2 separate regions of the Mus musculus genome follow, and region 1 is linked to region 2. The links are chromatin loops, found by intact Hi-C in ENCODE. Cell type or tissue: left cerebral cortex. All regions are shown on one strand.

Region 1 (8,000 bases), 170 kb after region 2:
GCCTCACGCTTTGGGCTAGGGGAACAGGTCAGTCAACACAGTGCCTGATGTGCGAGCATGAGGACCCGAGTTTGATCCCCAAAGCCCACCTTAAAAAATGCTAGGCATAGTGATGCACCCTTGTAATCCCCTAAGTGGTGAGGCAGAGACAGGCAGAGCTCTAGAACTTTCCGGCCAGCTAGTCTAGTCTAATTGACTAGCTCCAAAACAAAACAAGGTAGGCGCCAGCAAGATGGCTCAGCAGGTGACAAGATGGCCTGACAGACCTGAAGATCCAGATGTCATGGCAGCCATTTGTAATCCTATGGTAAGATGGGAGGTGGGACAAGAGAACTGTCTGAAGTTCACAAACCAGCTAGCCTGGAATATGGAGTACAGCAGATACACCAAGAGAGACCCTTCCTCCAACTTCTAAAAGTTGGCCTCTGAAGTCCATGAGCATACTACACACATACATATACCACACACACATATCACACAAATATACCACACACGTACCATACACATGTACACACATGTGCACATATACACTACACAAATACACATACCATACACACATATGCATTTCATACATACAAACACACAAGTACACACACATGCACACACATCACACAAATACACATTCCATACACGCATATCACACACATACACATGACACAAATACACATACCATGCACACATACCACACACACACACACACACACACACATGCATTTCATACACACAGACCATAAACATTTTTTAAAAAACCAAAGTGGGGGCTGGCTGGAGAGATGCCTCAGTGGTTAAGAGCACTTGCTGTTCTTTCAGAGGACACAAGTTTGATTCTTAGCACCCAAGCCATGTAACCCAGATTCAGGGGATTCAGCACCTCTGACCTCTAAGGGCACCAACATTAATGTGAATATCCTGCCCCCACATGTATATATGATTAAATATAATAAAAGTAAGACTGAAAGAAAGTAAGTCAAGTAAACGACACCTGAGGAATGACTTCTGAGGTTGAGCTCTGGCATGCACACACATACACACACACAAACACATGCACACGCACATAGAACCTTTGATTCCCCCATGGTAGGCATGGATGTAGGGGCCACCAGCGTCCCAGGACTTGCATCCATGGGGACCAAACACTAAGGCCCTGTGCCAGAGCCAAGTTCAGCATCTAAAACCAGGTCAGAAGAGGAAGGTTGCCAGCACACGAACTGCTTTCCCTTCCCAAATAAACACAAACCACTTCACAGAGGTGCTCCTCCCTGCCCCTGCAAAGTGGTTTTCTTCTCAGTTCTCCTGGGAATCTGCTAGCAACTGAAAACCTTTTATGAAACATGAGCTGAATACCGACTTAAGGGACTGTCAGGCGGCTGTCACTTTACACAGTGGTTTTTTTTTTTTTAACCAGGTGCATCTGTGTTCCTTGCCCCATCAAAGACCCCCCGAGACATCAGGGCTCATGCACAGACAAGAGGGGTCACAGAACACCAGCTCCGAACCAAACCAGGGAGGGAGAGAGGGTCATGATTCCTCAGTGAAGGCCCCCCCCTCAGGCCAGTGTTCGGGCTCTCCTGGACGCTTAGGACACTCACATGTTGGAGAGCCCATGGGGAACTGGACGGTCAGCTCCCTCATGGTGGGCATGTGCTGTGGCTTCCTAAGATCATATACTGGAAGCATCGCTCTGTGAGTATGTTGAGACCGAGACAGATGGAACAAGGGGAAATCCTCAGGTCCTGAGGATTCTGCCCTCAGACTGATGAAGGTGGCTGCAAGGGATCCCAGGTTAACTCTGCTGAGGTCATTATGAGTGTGTTCTAAGTTGGCACCGGCTTCCTATCTGGGTGTCTCAGCTTGTGTCGCTTTTCCTCGCTATAATGACACAGAATACTCGCACATTGGAAATGAGGCTCCAGAAGGCGGACAGGGAGGGAGGGCTGGGAAGAAATACCATGACAGGGATCTGCTCAAAGTCATCACCTGGCCTCAGTCAGCACGTGTTACACACACTGAACTAGTGCAGAATACATGAGATCCTTCTCTGCCTCAAGCCTGACTAGATCAAGCCAGCTACTGAGGGCACCCAAAGCCAGACACTAAAACTCTAGCATCAAGCCCTTAACTGATCTTCTACAGAGCTTCCCCCTCACAGAATCAGAGGTCCCACCTCACTCTGTGCCAAGGCCTTTCTTCCAGGGCACACCTATATTGTGGTAGTCAGCAACCGCTTTCACGCATGGCTTTGAAGCTAAAAATCCATGCTCCCTCCTTTCCCAGGAGTAGCTACGGTCCTGGCCAATGAGATGGAGCAGGGTCTGCTGGGTGTGGCTTCCCTTCATCCCACTATACCTCCTAGGTCCTAGTAGTTTTTGAAACAACCCCTTCACTGGCTACAGGGTTTGGCAGCCACATCAACATCCTGGGAATGCTGAGGACAAGCAAGACACAGAAAGCCAGAATCCCAAGTGGCTTCACAGGTCTCCATGCCTACCCACATGTGACCCCTGACCCAGTGACTTCCAGGTATGACTCCAAGACCCCTTTTCTCACAGTCACAGGCACTTCTGCCTGCATGGCCACACCCTGCTTCTTCAGTCACCAACACCCAGAAGAGAGTCATGCTTTTATTGTAAAAACTCCAATGAGAAAACTGAGGCCCAGAAATAACCCCATGACCTACAGTGGGGGCGGGGGGGGGGTATGACCGAGCTCCCTAGGGCATGCTACTGAACTCACACAGCTGTCTCAAGCTTGTTCTGTCGGGAGGCAGCTGGGCAGGACTCGATTGCCTCCAGAGTCATCTGCCTCCCGAGTAGAGGTCCTGGGATCCGAACCCAGGTCAGCCTGACTGAATGAATCAAGGTCACCACAAGGCACACAGAGCTTCTGAAGAGAGTAAATCTGAACAGTGAGCTGTTCCCGTTAAGTAACACTCCCACAATGCTGTATGAGATTTACTAGGAATACAGGAAGGGGTGGGCACCCTTGGCTTTGGGGAGAGGGGTCCACAACAACCCTCACTTTCTTCACTTTGGAAGTGCTCATCTAAGGGTGCATGGCTTCTTTGCCTCTGTCTCCCTTTGCCCTTCTGAGCTCAGCTGATAACTCTCTTGTGAGTGCCGGGTGCTCCTGGTGGTGACTATCAGCATCTCTCTTACCCACCTCTGCCCTCTTTGCTGTTCTATGGCCAAGGGGAACTGAGGACATTGAGGAGGGGGGTAGTAGCGGTTTCTGGGGACGTTGCCCAGTGACCACCCTCTCAAATTGGTTGAACAAATGAATAGAGCCACTGGCTGTCAGTGAGGTGGTTTCTGTTCTGTAGTAATTAAAATGTTTGAATAAAAAAAAAAAAAAAAAAAAAAAAAGGAAAAATCAGCCCAAGAGACTCCACAAGCCTGCACAATCCACAGACCCAAACCAGCACTTTGAATGGAAATTACACTAAATGGATGAATTGGGTCTGATTTGCATGTGGCTGATTAGCTTGGCTGGGAGTGCCCTGCCAAGGTGGCCTCTGGTGTTCTAGGAGCACTCGGTGAAAAGAAGAGGCCAAGAGGACAGGTGCCTCAGGCTCCAGCAGCCCAGGGCTTCACTGACAATGGCAGGGGAGGGGCACTCCCATAAGAACAGGTAGACAAAATTTCCTGTCCCAGAGTCAACCTAGCTGCTTCCCCCAAGGCAGCAAAGGCTTCCATGCTCTGCTGAGCCAAGTCATGTGGCCTGGGTGGGCCCCATTTTGTGTGCCCAAGCATGCAGCCTCTATCTATCCGATATCTCCACTTCTAACATCTGGTCTTGGGTCCGACTTCACAACTGGCATCCTCCCCCCAGGGACTCAGAATTTCTCAACTAAAACAGCTGCCAATTTGCACTGCCCTTAGTGGAGCAGCCTGGTGAACAACACCCCACCCCCACCCCTTCCAAAAGACAGAGTCAGTCCCTCCTAGAGAAGGCTCCTGGAGGTGAAGTCCAAGGCTCACAGGTTGGAGGAGTGTAGCCTGGATTTAAATTTGGGATCCGGACTGGAGGCGGGAGGATCCTTTTAGCTTTTTAATCTTTTTTAAGGACACCAGCAGCTGAGGCTTGGGAACTAGGGCACTGAGAAGAGAGACCTGTTGAGCAGGAGGAAGCTGCTGCCTCCTGTGGGAGGGAGCCAGGACTCTGCAGACTGGAGCTTCAGCATCCACACCTTGGCTAACCAGAGCTCAGGACCACGGGGGATCAGAGCACACCCCTTATCAGGGTGGCTCTGGGTGAGGGCTGGGCAGTCCAAATGGAAACAGAAGGCACAGACTCAGCCTGGCCATGACCTTTACAGACAGACATCTGACCCCTGAGCTCTCATTCCCTGCCAGTCAATAACTGCAGCCCCTGTCCAGAAGCACAAACTCCACAGGTGACAAACAGAACACAGGGTTGCCGTGCAGTGAGAACTAGGGCCCCCGTCACTAGAATCTTGGCAACTCACATTTATCTTTGCAGACCTCAAAGTGACATCCAGGGGTGGGGTGAGATAACCTCTTGCTCACTACGTCCTTGAGCCAGTCTGAACCCTGGGAAGACAGCAGCTCCTGTTAGCTTCTCTTTCTTTCTTTCTTTCTACTGCCACACCACCAGAGTAGCAGGGAGTCTGCTTGATTAAAGAACAATAACAGAAGCTGAGCTGGCCATGCTTTCTCTGAAGAAGGGCAGCCTGCACTGAGGGAAGCAGGCATCCCCGTCCCAGCTTGGGGAACTTCCCATGCACTTTGCAGGGATCCTGAGACACTGGTGCCTCAGTCACCCCCTCCCCATACAGTCAGCCCCCTCGACACAGTATTTCACTAGGAACAGATGTTCTAGTTGGACTCAGAAACCCACCAGTGCTCAGAGAGCCACTCAAGAATACAAATAAGACTGTGGGGGATTCTCTGCCACAGAGATGCCTGCATCCTGGGGTGATCCGTCAGCTACCTCTGTTTTCGTCTAAGTCAGAAGTAGGAGAAAGCCATGATGGAAACAATAGCCTGGAGGAACCCATCAGCCTGCTGACTACACCGAGCGAGCATGCCACCATAATCACTGAGCGAGCGAGCGCCAGTAGCATCAGAGTTCCGGGGCTACTGTCTCCACTGCTCCAGCAGAGAACAAAGACTCACATCGGCCAACCCCAAGCAGGCTGGGGAGGTAGCACCATACCTCCAAAATGAACTCTCTTCTTGAACCGGGAGCTCTCAGCCATCGTTCCTAACCTGGGTATGACCATCTCACTCAGACCGGTCCCTTGCCTCTTCCTCCTCTGGGTCCATGTGGAGACTGGGTCCTCAAGGCTGGCCTCACTTACTATATTCTCTGTTAATCCAACAAGGAGTTAAAAAAAAAAAGTTGCAGTCTTCTACAGTCAGAATTTAAGGAGAAGAGAAGAAAAAAAGAATAGATCACAGGACTAAGAAAGACAACCCCAGAGACTTTAATCCACGAGGAGGTTCACGAATTTGACTTTTGAAGATGGAAAAATCAGGATCGGCTGAAAATTCGGTTCTTTGACACAAGTTGTAGCTGCAGACTGGAGCTGCAGCCTTCCACTTCCTCACTGTACCGGGGACTTTTTTTTTTTCCTCCTAGTGCCGGTTTCCATGGCAACGCATCAGTCACTAGTCTAAATAAGTACGGGTGAAGGACGCCTGAAAAACCAGTGCAATTACGCACGCCATTAGCAGGGAGAGGAAAATGATTCAACCACTATTAGCAGGGGCCAGAGGTGTCACTTGTAGGCAGTGACCGTCCTTGTCCTGAGTAATTGCTTTCTCATTTTGGAACAGGGCATCTTCTCCGCCTGGGCAGTTTCCCTGCTTTCTGTATAGTGGACAGCAAGGTAGTCCCATCACTTCAAGGAACTAATGCCAAAGGGGAGGCCCGGGGCTCAGGGACAGTGCACCCTTCCAGGTGATTGGGACTCCTGGTAGTGCATGGGAGGCAGACTAGGGCACATTCTTCAGACATGCTGCAACTTCTGCCTGAAGGATCTTGCTGGGCGAACACCAGATTGAAATTCAGAGGCAGAGCTGAGAGCTGGGGTTCAGGGTGTGGGGTGAGCTGACCACCTTCCGAGTGCTTCCCTATGGTGCCTCCCCTTTCTCTTCATCCCCAGCGATTGAAGTCAAATAAGAGGGCAGGGACTCTTCTTCTGTTTGCCATCTGTCATTTTTTTCTTTTAACTTAATTAATTAAACAAATCTTAAGCTGCTTATTTTTAGAGACAGAAGATCTTGCTATGTACCCCAGGCTGGCCTCACTAAGAAGCCTCTTGAGTGGTTGGATGTCAACTATGTGTCACCACACCTGGCTTCCCTCTTTAAAAAAAAAAAAAAAAAAGCTGTAGAGGAGCTTGGTGTATGGCCTTAGACAAGAGCCCTCTCCTTTCTGAGCTGCAGATGAGTTAGGAAAGAGTGGGAAAGGAATGTTCATCAAATGTCCTTCTGCCCCGGGGGGGAGGGGGGGGGAGGCTGAGTGGGTGGGGAGGGTCACGTCCCAGCCTCCAGCTGTGTGACCTTGGGCACACCTCCAGCTGTCTTGACTTGTTTGACGGGCATACATAAAATTATCCATAAGAGGGATACTGTAGGCATAAGATGTATAAAGCACGTGAAAGGGCACCAGAGATGCTGTAGGTCTCAGGGAAAGGCTAACTCTGGTATTATCTAGGTCTTCAATGCCTGTGCAGAGGTCTTAGAGCTGCTCCCTACCCTTGCCAGACTCAGATGGCCTGTGGGGACTTTGTAGAGTTGGTGTCAGAATTTACTTCTTGCTTATCTAGCATGCAGACCTAGATGCTCTATAAATGGCAAAGACAGAGAAAACCGAGCCCAAAGGAGTTAGGTGAATGTCCCAAAGTCACCCAGCCAGTTAAGGCTGGACTCAGGACTAGAACCCTGGTCTCCTGGTCTATTCCGGGGGATGCTGGGCACAGTGAGGCCATGCTGGTTGCTGTGGCTGTAAAAGGCAGTGGGTTCCCTCCTACTTGGGAGGCCTGGTTTATCTCCAGCTATACCTTAATCTTATCCCCTGCACTTTAATAGTGGGTGCAGGCCCCCTCCCACAGACGTTTTGCTTCTCTGTACCCCTTTCTTCCCCACCTTGCCCCTGGTGGTCTGACATGATCTATGGGCAAATTAGAGGGTCATAAAAATAGCCTGTGCCTGGCACGCGAGGGACCCAGGGGGCTGCTGCCGCCGCAGCTCACCGAGAATCCAGTGGGAGGCAGAAGCAGGAGAGACAGGAGTAAAAATAGCCAGGGTTTCCACGGAAGCTCTGCCTTCCCTCTCCAGGCCCGCCCCACACAGCGGGCACATGTGATCCTCGAAGTCTTTGGAGCATACATCTTAAAGCTCGTGTCCTTGGATACGCCCTTCCTCATCAAAGAGGTGAGGGGCTCAGGGGTGGACATGATAGTCTCTACCTTCCTCGATTATCTTTATGTCTGAGGAGTGAGGCTGGTCAGGAGTTCAGGAGTAGTGATTGAGGAGTATCAAAGATGACAGGCTGCTGCCTGGTCCCTGGCTGGTGTTCCTGGACAATTGTGTCTCAGCCACTCTCTCTAAGGACTCAGTTTCCCCATCTACCAGTAATGGGTCGGTAAGTATGAACACTGCTGCAGGGCCAGTGGACCAAGGGTATCAGTGCCAGGTCCACATGGCAGGAACCACAGCACACAAGGACTCTGCTACAGCCTTGATAACACCTAAAAACACCCACCTGTCCCAACAGGCTGCATAAACTATAGGGTACTGGGCAAAGTGCTACTGTCATTGCTAGTACAGGACTGTATTCCTTTATGTTTCCTTTATGTTGCTGTGGCCAAACACCCTGACCAAAAGCAAATTAGGGGAGAAAAGTATTTGCTCAGTTTATACTTCCAGGTCACAGGCCATCACCAAGGGAGGGGGGGGGGTCAAGGTGAGAACTCAAGCAAGCAATCACATCCACAGTCAAAGCAGAGAGATAGGTATGCAGCTTGACTTTTT
Region 2 (8,000 bases):
TCTTAGCCTGCTGTGTGTCTGGATGAAGCCATTAGCAGGTGACCTCTCTGTTCTATGGACTATTCCTACTAGGGCTAGCAATGATTACTTCAAATATTGGACATTGCAGGGGAGACCTGGACATTGCAGGTGTGAGTTCAGTGGACTAGGACTCTGCTGTGGGTGGGAGCACTGGACCTGCAGCAGTGGCTTCTGGGAACTGTAGGTACCTGTAAGTCCAAGAGTGCCCTCCCACCAAAGTTTGCTCAGAGAGCCTGTCCCTGCAGTGTGCGGGTCATCTTAACAGGACTGAGGCAGCTCATGAAGTTAAGGTCCTGAAGCCCATCTGGGCTTTGCAGCTTTCGGGGGAACTCTAAAGATTCAGCTTTAGTTAGTCATGGAGAGGTGGGCCAGGGACATGTTAAGGGTCTGCAGAACATGCTATGTCACCCAACGATTTCCTGGTTGTAGGGTAAGCCATTCCAGGTTCAGCCTGGATAAGCATTGAAGTTGCCCAGGGGCTCTTTGCAACTGGGGAGGGGGGCACATTTCTAGCATGTGATACTTCAGGATGGGGGAGGCAGGGGGTGTCCTACAGGAGCTCCTGAGTGCCAGTAAGGCAGTGAAGGATTGGGAGGGAGCTGTGAAGTTCTGTGCCCAGCACTGGCCTGACCCTTATTTTGGAGCCATGTGGTTGGCATGCCAGTCCCCTGAGGGCCAGCAGATACCCAGGCACTGCTCTGAAGGGTCTCTAAGCCAGCACCCTGGACTGGGCTGGCCTTCTGGTCAGGACGGATTCAGCCAGCAGGCAGCTGAATCTGGGAAGCAGAGGTAGGAGCAGAGACAGTGACACACGGGGGGGGGGGGGGGGGGGGACGGGACGGACACACAAATCTGGTCAGGCCGCCGCACTTACTTCTGCTCAGCATGACCCTCTTCTGCAAACAGCACCATGGGAGCAAATGGAAACGACACAGGGAACGGTTGAGACCACACTGCAGAACTGACTGGAAAGCAAGGAGAGGCAGCAGCCTCCTCACGGGTGGAAACATGGTAGGTTGAACCCTGGCTGAACAATGCACCTCAGAGCCCTCTTGGCAGGCAGCCCAGGGGGCTTGGGGCAGGCACTCATACGAGCAAGGGAACTACTCTTTGCCTTCTCTGGCGTGCCATGAGGCACTGCGGAAGAAAGAAAGGATCTCTGACAAGTGGCCCACAGCTATTTCCCTCACTTGGCTTTGACTTGGAAAGAATGAATCTTGTTCCCAGTGGACCCAGGCCAACCTGCCCAGGCTAGGGCTCTGTATCACGTTTACACCCCAACATGGTGACCAGCCTAGTGGCTAATGGCATGGATCTGGTCCGGCCACATGCTTGGGGCTTACCGGTACCCCACCCAGCATGACAACTGCTGAGTTAAGTTGGACTGGTCTGCCTGCCGGCTTTGCTCTGCACCTTCTGGGTAGCCTGCCTCCTTCCTGGTGAATCACACAGTGATGACTCACAGGATCCTCCCGTGTGCGCAGATCATTATGTTGCTAGGCAACGGCGGGGCTGCTGGGCGGCATATACAGAAGTCTGTTACCCTGATTTAGAATAGATACACACTCACAAACACCCGCCTCTGGGAGGATCATCTCTAGCCTGCTTTTAAAATCAAATTCATTTAAAAAATGTGAGAATTAAGAAACAAAACAAAACCAGCCCAAGAGCGAATCCAGCTGCTCACAGACGCTCTTCACCTGTCTTTCCTGGCAGGAGCTGATGAGCTGGGGAGATGGAAGGGCAACCAGACTCACACTGTGGTTACTCAGTTTGAACCTGAGCAGAGGTGTGGGCCAGAGGCTCCTCAGGGGCCAGCACTAATGCTAGGGTTCTGAGGCATGGACCCTCAGTCCCAGGCTCCCCTCTGTATGAGCCACTAAATTCTAAGCTATTTGTCTTCCCTCCTTCCTCCCCCCTCTCTCTCCTCTTTTTAGTGACTTGAGACAGAGTCTCACTGTAGCCCCAGGTTATTTTAGAACTTATCAAAATCCCCCTGCCTCAGCCTCCCTAGCGTTGGCATTACAGGTATAGAACCCCATTGGGCATCAGCCTGCTTTCTTATGAAGCTGCTCTGCCTATCTAGGCTTCCACAAATGGGGCACGGGAAGGAGAGCCAGGTCATGTGTTTGCCTGAGTCTCAGAAGTTGGGACCCCCTCAGCACTTCTGATCCTGGTGCCTTGCAGTCACCACAGGCTCAGAGAACTGTGAGGACTCTGCTCACTCCACGCCTCTCTCCAGAATGGGAACAGAATACATAACCACAGAAGGAATGGCTGTGGGACACTGCCTGCTTTCCTGCCGAGGAAGCTGTCTCAGGCTCAGCACACTTGTCTGGGTTCCCACCCTGCTCACAAGTTGCCAGGACAGGAAGGCACCTACTTTCAGGAAGAACTGTTTACCTGTGATAGGATCTTGTCAAAAGAGGGATGAGACCAAGAGAGAAGACTTGACGGGTCTAGAGAGACGGCTTAGTGGTTTAGAGCACTGGCTGCTTTTGTAGAGGACCCAGGTTCATTTCCCAGAACCCACACACATGGTTCAACCATCTGTAACTCCAGTTCCAGAGGATCCAGTGCCCTCTTCTGCCCCTGCAAGTGCTACCTGTAAATGGCGTACGTACACACACACACACACACACACACACACACACACACACACAAGCAAGCAAAACATCCACTGCACATACAAATAGATAAATATGTTCTAAAAAGGAGACCTGCCGTTTGTTTGGTGGTCAAAGGAAGAGACTCTGGCAGACTAGTCACCTTAATATGTGGATAGTGGCAGGAAGTGCCAGGCTGTCCCCAGCAGGGCTCACCTCACTACTGAGTGCTGCTCCCTGGCAGTGCCATCACCCTCCTGCTTTGCTTGGTGACTGAGGTACCAGAGCTGTGTGGCAGTGCAGAGAGCTTGAGACGTCATGAAACAGAAGCCCATGCTCTAGGACCAGGTGGTCACAGCAGTTTAACAATCGTATTGATTAATACTGGTGACCCAGCTGAGAGCCAGAGGACAATGGCCAGGGTCGGAGGACTGCCCTGGGAGGACAGCAGGGGTGGCAGGGATTGAGTGAAGCCCCATCAGCACCTGGAGCGCTGCCTGCCCAGGGACCTTGGGTGTCTGTACCTCCTCAGTACCACTGTTTCTTTCCTGTGTGCTTCAGAAAGGTGAAGGCCGAACTCTGCCCCTTGTGGACTCACCACAAAGTGCTGGCAGTAGAGTGTACACCACACCCTTGGAGAGGAGCCATGGGGACTCCCTGGAGCACTCCCTACCCTGTGCTCTAGGGGGAGATGAACGCAAGCTGAGGTTTTTCCAAGGATGCTGGAAGAGAACAGGTTTCATCCTGTTGAGTGATGTGATGGCTGGTCTCTGGTCACAGCCAGCTTGAGGAGTCAGTGCTTATAGACAGGCAGCCGGGTCTAGCTCTCCAGTGTCTCCAAGGTACCTCTTGTCTCTAGCAACAGAAACCACCTGTCTTCAGCACAGACCTTGAAAGCATCTTCCTCATGTGACACGCATCCCGGGAGTGTCAACAAACTGGAGTCCACTCCTGGTAAGCCATGATAAGTCTGTGCGTGGTTTTCATCCCTTGGATGCAATCCTGTGTCCCCACAGCCTGCCCACTCCCCTGCCTGGTGGGTTGACGCTGACTCCCCCCACGGGCATGGAGAGTCTGATCTGGCCTAGCCTCACATGCTCCACCCATCATGTCCTGGGCTCCATGCTTCTGGTTTCTGCATAACTGGTTCCGGTGTGAACTTTAGGTCACTGAAATACCCTTCCTCTGAGTGCCAGCTCCATCCTAGTTCTGCCCTTTTGGAGCCTGGTCTTCTCCGTGGTACTTGTTACATATAGTTCTGTTGTTTCGTTTTGGCCATTTCTCACCTCAAGAGCTGGCATTCCCCAAGGGAACACTGGCTATGCTTTCTTAACAGGGACGTGCTTCTCTTAAATGACAAATTCTGAGTGCCATATGGCGCCTGGTGTCCTGGGCCATCAACAAGCTGCCTGAGTGGATGACAATGACTACGTTTCCCAGCTGTGGAGGACTGTACTGCAGAATCCTCTGTGGTGATGTCCTCTTGTCTCTTCTTTCTTGGGCTTGGTACTGGGCTGTAGACAGTGGTAGCAGCTTAGTAAACTCCCTACCATGGCTCGTCATTGGCCCTATGCACTTTAACCAGGACACCTAAGTGCTCTGCTTAGATCCATGAAGCAGTAAAAATGTGTGTCAGGCCTGCTGCCTCCACTGTGGGCCAGATTCAGATGACAGGAGGCTCTGAAAGCCAAAAGCCCTGTCCAACTGAAGGACATGCCAAGGTTACCCATGAAATGTTTGCATATCCATGTTTGCATACGCCACACCCTCGGAGAGGAGCGGTGGGGACTCCCTGGAGCACTCCCTACCCTGTGCTCTAGGGGGAGATGAACGCAAGCTGAGGTTTTCCCAAGGATGCTGGAAGAGAACAGGTTTCAGCATCAGGCCTATAGCCAGAATTGCTCACGGCTTTGCACCATGGTCTTTCAGTGGCTCTGATATCATACACTAACATATACACAAATATATTGAAAGAGAGTTCCAGCTGACTTTTTCAATATATTTGTAGTTAAATATGTCTAAATTCCACACTGTCTTGATCTTGGGGTCAGTCTACTGGGTATACTAAACCCCGGGTATCCTAAAGTTAGATTGCTTACACCCCAGGAAGCAAATGCCAGGCCTTCTAACTCTCTGCTCTTCCTGGATCCTGTCCTGGTGCCAGCATAAGACGAGGTCTCTTGGAGCTGCCAAGTAGCAAAAGGCCCATTATTTCAATTTACAAGCACAGCAAAGCTCTTGCCCATGTGGTGGAACCACTGAGGAACACGCTGAGAGCCAGGCTTTCCTTGGTGAGCAGTCATGCTTGAGGAAACAGGGTCTCTCTGCCTTAATGTGTGTCACGTCAGAGAGCATGGCCAGCTTTCAGTTATCTCTTGAAACCTTCATTTTCTTTCTCTCCTTTTGATTCTGAACCTCATTTGGCCCAGGGTGGTCCACAACTTAACTTTTAGAAGCATTTACAAGTGGCATTAGCAAGATGCTCAGACTGAGTGAATCTCTAGTTGTCATCCTGGGCCTGGCAGTGAAGGCAACGGAGAGGTGTCTGAGCAATGTAGGCAAGAGGCCAGTGCACCAAGGCAAGAGGCAGAGCTCGGTCACCTGCATATCCCATACAGGATGCATGCATGGTTCTGTGAACGGCTACCCCAGCCTGTGGCCCTCTGTGTCTCGCAGTTGCTGCTGGCATCCCAGGACCCTAAGCCCATGCCCAACCCAGTGCAATCCTTAGATTTGAAAAGGAGGGTCAGAGGCCTGTGTTTCCTCTACTGCTTGAGGTCAACAACAGTCATCTCTCCCCTCATTAGCAGGGGAGTTCTAGGTCTAATGGCGGTTCCTTTCTTCCCAGGAGCTCAGTCTTGTAGATGGTCTTCAGTGGTGATCCCTTTTTCCGAAGCCAACCCCCAGCCTCAGCTTCTAGAACCTTCCCATACAGTCCCTTTGACTCTTTGCCTCAGATTTCTCTCTCTGCTGGTTGATGGCCACGTTGCTGGTACCTATGTGACAGAATGGCCAATGTTTGTTGGTCCTTTGTAGGCGTTGGCTAAAGTCCTTGCTCTGAGAGGTCTGCGCCAGGAATAGACTGGCTGGGTGGAGCCAGTTTTTGAGTGCTAGTGATGCTCTCTCTGAGCACCCAGCCCACATCTGGCACCTACCTGGAGTAGGGAAAGACAATAGTCCCAGCCCCCAGTGGAGGGTAAGTCTCCTTCCCTCTCCTGGGAGCCACCAGACATTGTCTAACCAGAAAAAGAAAGGCAGCAAGGGTCATCTGCTGCGATTCAGAATTCCCCTGCAACCCCCCCCCCCCCCCCCGCACCTTCCCAATGCCAGCGGCCACCTCAGCTTTTCTCCTGTTGAAGACTGGGCAGCTATTGTAACCTCACTTTTAGAGAGAGGCTGCAATACCTGCTCGGCCTCTCTGAAGAATGGACTTAACACACAGGATCATGCTGCCCAGTCGTGAGGGACGCCACCCCAAGGGCTTGCAAATATTACTTTCACAAGAGGCTGTGGCATAAAAGACTCTATAGAGGAAAAATATGAACCAAGCATATTCCAAGGTTGCTGTGAGACTCCTGGACATGTTTAAAATATGCAGGTGTGTGGTTACCCCACCTCCCACCCACCAGAGTGGAGGGTTTCTGCAGGCCCGCCCAAGCTAGCAGGGAGCCACGGGAGCTTGCTTCTGCACACCACCTGTAGCAGGTTTCCCATTACCAAGCGGTGGCATCCGCACACTTCTTTACAACAGCCGCCAATCAGTATTTCTCAAAGGAGTTAAGGAGCCGTCCAAGTCCTCCATTTACAACCACACCAAAAGGTAACAGGAAGAATTGTGGCTCACAGCCCAAACCTCAAGACTCAGATGCAGTGTGATGTCCCTGATTAATGGGCTCGGTTGTTTGAATCAGATGCCTGCCCAGCGGGAGAATAAAGAAAGACTTCATTAGTCAAACCGATGAAACCTGAGCTCAACTGTCAGCCAGAGAGGCTGAGCACTACACACACGGAAGCGGAAAGACAGCACGAGTGTACATCACACAAGGAACAAAAACAGAAAGGCCATGAGTGAGGGTGGGGCCTGCAAGGCTGCCGAGTACCATCCTGAAACCACACAGGGGGCTGTTCTAGAACCTTCTGTTTGGACTTAGGAAGAATGTGTTTATTCTACCCCCCCCCCCATCCCAATGAAGGTAGCTTGTTAAGCCCTACGTGAGGCTGGAAACGGCCCATCGGGCGCAGCTGGCAGTGATTTCTTTGTGACGTCTGCCCCTGGGTGGGGTGATGCAGCAGAGGGGCAGGTGTTCATCCAGAGCAATGACCCAGCTCCTTCCAAATCCTCAACCCCAAGGGGGATTAAGGGAGAGGGAATGGTACACCCATGTTCAGACACTGGCCACCTCTGCTGACCAGTTTGGGTTTTAATGGAGCTCTGCCTGCCTTTGAGGTAGTCCTGGCAAAGGGCCAGAGGAAACGGAGCAGAGACCAAAGCTTCCTTCTGGAAGCGACCGTGGGCCTGGTCCCGTGCAATCTGGTTCCTTTATGTGTCTTTAGGAAGGTGTGTCATAGGCTGCATGGCAGCCATGGCCTTGGCTCTGCCGTAGTCCGGTGACAGGAGGATGGTGGCAACATGGTTATAGCCTAATGGGTGTGGCAGAGGCCATGCAGGTCCCCTCTTCTCGGCTGCATAGGTGGCTCCCCAATGGTTTCTTTTGGCCAGCACTGGACCACACATTCCCCAAGCTGATTGGGAACTTACCTTGGAGCGAGGTTGGCCGACTTGGCTCCCACCGGCAGCTCCAGCCCTTCCCCGGGCTTGACCGATTTCCCCCTGTTCATCTGCTGCAGAATGGAGTTTAGCTCACTAATGACATTTGCCTTTGGGCCTGAGAGAATTGGGCTTTTGACCTCTGGAACGTCACCCCACAACTTGGAGGTCCTTGGCTGGATGACCTTCGCCACACCGGCCTGGGCGCTGCCCGGCGGGGGCGGGGGTGCAGGTGGGGGGATCACAAAGCCATCCGTGTCCTCTTCTGGGAGCGTGTCTTGGTAAAGTGCGTTGCTCTTGTGAACGATGGGCTTCATTTTTGGCTTTGGAGGTACTGGGGGCTTGTCAACCACAAAGGCTTGCCCGTCTGCATAGACTGTGCAGGTGTCCATGCTCTCGCCGCCCTCTGAGGACAGCGTGGAGATGCTGGACACCGTGGAGATGGTGCTGGTAGTCTCCAGGTGGTGGTCGCTGCTACTCCGGCTGTCCACCTCCTCAATCCCCGAGTCGGTGACTGCATCGAAACTTTCGGGGGGTGGCAGGAACGAGGAGGGCAGACAGTTCGAGATACCGGCTGGCTTCTTACTGTCTGTGGAGTTGGCTGG

Evidence for each region. Peaks named below come from ENCODE experiments on the same cell type or tissue, not always from the same donor. Only the 100,000 strongest peaks of a DNase experiment are listed, where the experiment ranks them.
Region 1: a loop joins it to region 2, with 7 times the contacts of the local background. A loop is called at or near these places in 6 of 42 quality-filtered maps.

The regions. Positions count from the first base shown.
Region 1 is chr7:144,236,269-144,244,268 of GRCm38, reverse strand. All of the region lies in intron 4 of Shank2 (SH3 and multiple ankyrin repeat domains 2), which reads right to left. Among named protein-coding and RNA genes, the nearest start is that of Shank2, 65 kb to the right of the region's middle. In left cerebral cortex, CTCF peaks have their summits at 3,118, 4,114 and 7,192; DNase peaks (open chromatin) are centred at 4,738, 4,974, 5,627, 7,281 and 5 more places; H3K4me3 peaks cover 2,929 bases; H3K27ac peaks cover 3,263 bases.
Region 2 is chr7:144,411,255-144,419,254 of GRCm38, reverse strand. Shank2 (SH3 and multiple ankyrin repeat domains 2) reads right to left here. Exons shown (of 16, transcript NM_001113373.3): 15 at 7,387-8,000. Gm34621 (a long non-coding RNA gene) reads left to right here. Exons shown (of 4, transcript XR_003946689.1): 1 at 1-810; 2 at 928-1,032; 3 at 3,487-3,581; 4 at 3,964-4,189. Among named protein-coding and RNA genes, the nearest start is that of Gm34621, 4.3 kb to the left of the region's middle. In left cerebral cortex, CTCF peaks have their summits at 3,254 and 4,418; DNase peaks (open chromatin) are centred at 4,410, 4,801, 6,355, 6,472 and 5 more places; H3K27ac peaks cover 5,322 bases.